2 separate regions of the Homo sapiens genome follow, and region 2 is linked to region 1. A link is a loop called in an ENCODE intact Hi-C map of the cell type or tissue named here. Cell type or tissue: prostate gland. All regions are shown on one strand. Links, peaks and the distances in the headings refer to the core of each region. The heading gives the core; the rest is flanking DNA. Region 1 overlaps EXOSC2 (exosome component 2). Region 2 has its middle 11 kb from the start of LAMC3.

Region 1 (2,902 bases), core at 105-2,604:
TTCACTGGCCACAAAAACACAGCAAAGACTGAGCCCCCTCCATCCCACTGAAAATGGCCACAGTGTTTGCTCACCTCCAGGTTTGCAATGAAGCCCCCTGCTTCCTCTTCTTTGTGCTCAGGTGTTGGGTAAATCCAGATGAAGCCGTTGTTACCGAGAATCACTGAGGCACCACATGGCAAATCATGAAAGTGGGTCTTCTGCCGTTTCACCAGGGAGGGGGAAACCTGGACCAAAACCCCCTGACCTAGCTAAAGAAATATATCACGAAGCTAGGTCACTGCAAGATTGGCGGGATGAATGAAAAGGAGACTACAGAATATACATCCTAAGTATATTCAAATTGGTGTCCTTCCTGTTTATAATTGCTGTCGCCTACATGCATACACATAGTACACATTTTTGCAGAGAACGCTTTGGGACTCAGAGGCTATTCATACATCCCAGCAGAAGGTGACCTTCAATACTCTTCTCTGTCATTTCCCTTTGCAGTCTTCCTTGCACTCTAAGCCAGAACTCATGTGCCAGACATTAGAGAAGCTGAAGCCAATGAGGAAGTGAGCTGGAGCCTCCTGCTGGCCCAGGAGCACTGCGTTGTTCCATGACCCTAGCTCATACCTGAACCCCAAACACTCATCTTGCCTGTGAGATGTGTGCCTCTGGGTAGGTAAGGAGATGGGTGGAGCTGGGTGCAAATCCATGTCTGGTCCTGGCAGGACAGCTCAAGTCCACGTCCTGCCAAGGAAGAGTCCGCAGGACCCAGGGTTGTGAAAGTCAGCATACTGCAGCAGTCCTCTGCCTACTCCATGTACATCAACGTGGCTGTCTGCAGCCACTCCATTAAGGGAAGAGGTTTTTGTTCCACTCAGAAAATAAAAACGTTCACCCAGATAAAGCTAAGAGACTAGTAAATCCTAATTTGTTTTAGGAAGTATGCTCTCCTTAAAATAGTAAATAGCTTCAATAATGCAACCTCGTACAAGAAAAGCAGTGAAATTCCATTTAGAGGCTCAGATGACAGAGCAAGCTTTGCCAGCAATAACATCCACTGGACTGATTGGACGTTTGTCTAAGGGCTGTTTAACCAGACCCAGCCTGCCTTTGTTCCCAGGACAGCCTCAGCCCCAGTGCTGAGCTGCAGCGCCCCCTGGAGGAAGAGAGACAGCTGCACCTCCCAGCCCACAGTTGGAGGGGCTCTTCTGGTGAAAGTCAGTCTCCTTGGAGAAAAAGGATAAAACTTGTTCTTTACAAGGCTACTGACCCATGACCCTGTGAACCCTGACCGTCCTGATGTTACGTTTAAGGAACACGATCAGTTTGTGGGATGCCAGCCTCTATTAATGCTTAGCTACTGGGGTTCTTTAGGCCAGAATTCCAGAGAGCTATGGGGATTCAAAAATAGCCTTGTAGTCTCAGTCAGCAAACAGGAACATCAAGAGCCCGACTTACTTTTCCATATTTCAGGCTCCTCGTGTGCAAAGAGACAGCTCCGTCAGAGAACACTGCCTGGACCTCAGCCTGGCCAGGGTGATGAAGGAACAAACAGCAGCCTTGGCCACACACTGTCCTGTCCTCTGCAGCCTCTCCCCTTGACCCCACACCTCCATCTTTTCCTCCCCTCTCCAATGGTCCAGGCTCAACAATCTTTGACCCAGAGCACATCACTGTGACCTTACCTCTCCCCTTGGTTGTCATGAATATCTTTTTTTTAAAAATACAGACAGAAGGCCAGGTGCGGTGGCTCACACCTGTAATCCCAGCACTTTGGGAGGCTGAGGCAGGTCGATCACCTGAGGTCAGGAGTTCTAGACCAGCCTGACCAACATGGAGAAACCCCGTCTCTACTAAAAGTACAAAATTAGTCGGGCATAGTGGCGCATGCCTGTAATCCCAGCTACTCAGGAGGCTGAGGCAGGAGAATCGCTTGAACCCGGGAGGCAGAGGTTGCAGTGAGCCGAGATCCCACCATTGCACTCCAGCCTGGGCAACAAGAGTGAAACTCCGTCTCAAAAAAATAAATAAATAAATAAATAAATAAATAAATAAATAAATAAAATAAAGACAGAGGCCAGGCATGGTGGCTCATGCCCGTAATCCCAGCACTTTGGGAGGCCGAGGTGGGCAGATCACCTGAGGTCAGGAGTTTGAGACCAGCCTGGCCAATATGGTGAAACCTGTCTCTACTAAAAATACAAAAATTAGCCAGGCATGACGCACGCCGGTAATCCTAGCTATTTGGGAGGCTAAGGCAGAATTGCTTGAATCCAAGAGGCGGACGTTGCAGTGAGCCGAGATCGCGCCACTGCACTCCAGTCTGGGCAACAGAGCAAGACTCCGTCATTAAAAAAAAAGAAAAATTTAAAAAATAACATAAAATAGAGACAGAGTCTTGTTCTGTCACCCAAGCTGGAATGCAGTGGTGTGATCATAGCTTACTGTAGCCTTGAGCTCCTGGGCTCAAGCAACCCTCTGGCCCCAGCCTCCTGAGTAGCTAGGACTACAGGCATGTGCCACCACGCCCGGCTAATTCTTTTTTAATTTTTTTGTAGAGAGGGGGGTCTTGCTATGTTGCCCAGGCTGGTCTTGAACTCTTAGGCTCAAGCAGTCCTCCCTCCTTGGCCTTCCAAAGCGCTGGGATTACAGGCATGAGTCACCACACTCGGCCTGTCATTAATATCTTGACGTGAACAACACCTTCTCCACTCCCTGCGCTAAAAGTTAACACCATTAACAAAAGCCTAGTCTAAAGCACAGGCCACCGTAAGTTACAAGACCCAAAGAAATGACTTAGCAGCAGGTCCCAACAAGAGCTGGGGAGTCAGCCTGAATTAAGGAGACTGAGAAAGGATGCAGCAGAGCCCGACACTTGGTCTAAGACTCGGATCCCTGCAAGGATGACATG
Region 2 (2,902 bases), core at 262-2,761, 300 kb before region 1:
GCACTTAGTGACCTGTGTTCAATCCTTCCTGTTGGATATACACAAGCACATGGCAAGTGCTTGGCTCAGAGCTCAGCATGGAGTAAGTGCTCCATAAATTGTTATTGCTATAATTCCCACAAGATCCTGCTCTCTATGAGCCCATGGTCTGGTTAGAGAGGAAAAGCGTTCATTAAAAAATAGTCTGATTGGCCAGAAGTGGTAGCTTATGCCTGTAATCTCAACACTTTGGGAAGCCGAGGCTGGTGGACTGCTTGAGCCCAGGAGTTCAAGACCAGCCTGGGCAACATAGTGGAATCCTATCTCTACAAAAAATACAAAAATTAGCCAGGCATGGTGGTGCACACCTGTAGTCCTAGCTACTGAGGAGGCTGAGGTGGGAAGATCACTTGAGCCTGGAAGGTAGAGGCTCCAGTGAGCTGTGGTCATGCCACTGCACTCCAGCCTGAGCAACAGAGTGAGATTCTGTCTCAAAAAAAAAAAAAAAAAAAAGAAGAAGAAGAAAAAGAAAAGAAAAGAAGGAAGGAAGGAAAGAAAGACAGAGAGAAAGAGAAAGAAGAAAAGAAGAAGGAGGAGAAGGAGAGGGAGGGAAGAAGAAAGAAAGGAAAGAAAGAAAAGAAAAAGAAAGAAAGGAAAGGAAGGAAGGAAAAGAATGAAAGAAAGAAAGTCTTTTTTCTAACTAAAGAAAAGAAGGGAACAGCCAGATGACATTCCAAGGCTCGTTTGAACCTGTTTTATAAGACTGAGTTGTGGTCATTTGTCCCTCGGCAAACGTACTGTTACCCACTGTTGAACTTCTCCTGTCTTGGGCTCACAGTCAGTGAGGCAGAGGCGTGATATGCATAGGTCTGGACGCTGCAACGAGACACATGCAACAAGACAGTGCCTGGAACGGGTGCAAGGAGGGTGGGGTGGCTCGTTCTGCCTGGAACTGGAGGATGCTTCCCAGAAGAAGCAGCATTTAGGCTGAGCTGTAAAGGATGAGTAGAGGAAAGGGCGTCCCAGGCAGGAGCACGCGCAAAGGCCCAGAGGCGTGCACAAGCAGGGGAGGTCGGCATGTGTTTGCAGTGTTGGGTAGGGAGCTGGTCCTGTGGGGTGAGGCTGGAGCAGGGCACAGAGGCCAGAGGATGTGGGCCTCTCGGCAGTGGCAGTTTGTCCTGCGAGGGTCTGCAGGGGCTGGAGGTTGTGAGCCCCTGGGGGACAAGGACCACGTGTGTCCCGGCCTGGTGTCCCCGTGGCCTGCACTGAGCGGTGTTCAGGAGCATTTCTGGAATGAATGAGACCCCCGCGGCCGGCAAAGACGGATCCTTTAGGGGCTGGGCTAGAGATGAGGGCTCCTTCAAGAGGCATCAACTGGGTGCTCACTGACCTCGCCCAGCCCTGGCAGCAGCCCTTGAAGGGACCGTCCTGCCTGGGCTGGTGATCTCATTTGCGGAGGTCTCCCAGCAACCTCGTGCCTTCTGCCTTCCCAGCTTCTCCTCCCAGCTCTCACCGTCCAGCTGCTCAAGTTCACCCGGGACCAACCACCAGGTGGCGATGTTGGCCACAATACGGGGACGGGCCCCTCTCTGGCCCCTGGTGGCCTAGGACACCCCGGGCCATTGCTGCACAGGGCAGGGGAGCTGACCAGCGCCGTGGAGGGGGGCGCGGAGCTCCATCGGACAAAGCTCCTTCCCGAGGCTGCTTTCTGGGTGAGTGGCACAAGCACGTCTCAGGCCCCGAGAGCAAGAGGCTCTGCCGTCTGACCCCCGCTAGCCCTTCCCCAGCCGCTCGGGGCCCCAGCGCTGAGTGTGGAGCAGCCAGGTTTATGGGGAGCCCAAAGGGGGAAGGAGGGGCTCAGAGTGGGGGTGACTCCCAGGAACACACAGCGGGAGTGGGCAGACCCAGGGCCAGAGCCAGGTCTCCCTCCATCCCACTGCTGAGGACAAACTCCCCGGGCCCCCATCCTGAGGCCCCTCAGCCTCCATGGGGCGGCCGGTGGGCACTGGCCTCTCAGACTGACCGCTGTGTTCAGACAGCGTGAGTAGAAGGGATGGCACTGTGGGTGGGGTGGCTAAACATCCCCTGCTTCCCTGTGGCCTGGGATCCGATAAGATGGGCCTATAAAGATGGTTGGATCCAGGGCACAGGCTGTACAAATGGGGAAACTGAGGCCCAGGGAAGAGAAGCAGTTTGTTGGGGACACATTCAAGGCAGGATGTGACCGGGTCTCTCCTATCCCTGTGGTCAGCTCCTCCTAGGATAGGGTTCGGGGAGGGTCTACAGAATTCAGGAAGCAAAGTATCCTCCCCGGGCATCGGGGTGTCTGTGCACCCACAAAAAAGTCTCAGAATAACCCCCCAAATCTGGGCAACAAGGGGACAATAAACACCTGCACTGCCGGAAAGGGCTGGGAAGGAGCCAGGAGAACTGAGGAAGCCAGTCTTTGGGTGAGGGCTGCCAGCTCTCCATCAGGGGAAGGTTCTGAGTGGCACCTTCTGGTAGGGCCCCACACCCTGGCAAGACATCTGACCCCTGAAGCCGGGGGTCCCCTCTTTACACACATGACCAGAAACCCACAGAAGCCACAGGCTGCATGGCCTCAGTTTCCCTGCAGCCTGGAGCTTTGGGGCCCCTCTCCAGATCCCCAACCTCCAACCCCTCTCCCTGACACCTGGTGGCAGCCCCTGCATCCCTCCCCCAAGTGGAGCCCTGCTGCCACCTAAGTACCTCCCACCATGTCATTTGAGGTCCCCTGCTGGTACTAGTTCCTAGGGTCCGTAAGTGGCACCTGTGTCACACTGGCCTTGACCCACTGGTGGGTGTGCCTGGACAGGCGGCTTTGGTCCTGTGCCCTACCCCAGGATCACCTGTGTCTGGGATTGCTCTGGGAGCAGGGACCCCTGAATATTTCCTTCAGGGG

What was found. Peaks named below come from ENCODE experiments on the same cell type or tissue, not always from the same donor. Only the 100,000 strongest peaks of a DNase experiment are listed, where the experiment ranks them.
Region 2: it touches region 1 in a loop (5-fold over the local background); 46 of 110 quality-filtered maps call a loop at or near these places.

Annotation. Positions count from the first base shown.
Region 1 is chr9:130,699,483-130,702,384 of GRCh38, reverse strand. It overlaps EXOSC2 (exosome component 2), which reads right to left. Exons shown (of 9, transcript NM_014285.7): 6 at 1,450-1,518; 7 at 75-251. Among named protein-coding and RNA genes, the nearest start is that of EXOSC2, 7.2 kb to the right of the region's middle. In prostate gland, for the core only: a CTCF peak has its summit at 1,147 (motif pointing left); a DNase peak (open chromatin) is centred at 1,124; H3K27ac peaks cover 740 bases.
Region 2 is chr9:130,997,126-131,000,027 of GRCh38, reverse strand. No RefSeq gene overlaps it. Among named protein-coding and RNA genes, the nearest start is that of LAMC3, 11 kb to the left of the region's middle. RefSeq lists an enhancer at 1,427-1,476 and a silencer at 1,587-1,646. In prostate gland, for the core only: a CTCF peak has its summit at 1,524 (motif pointing right); a DNase peak (open chromatin) is centred at 1,539.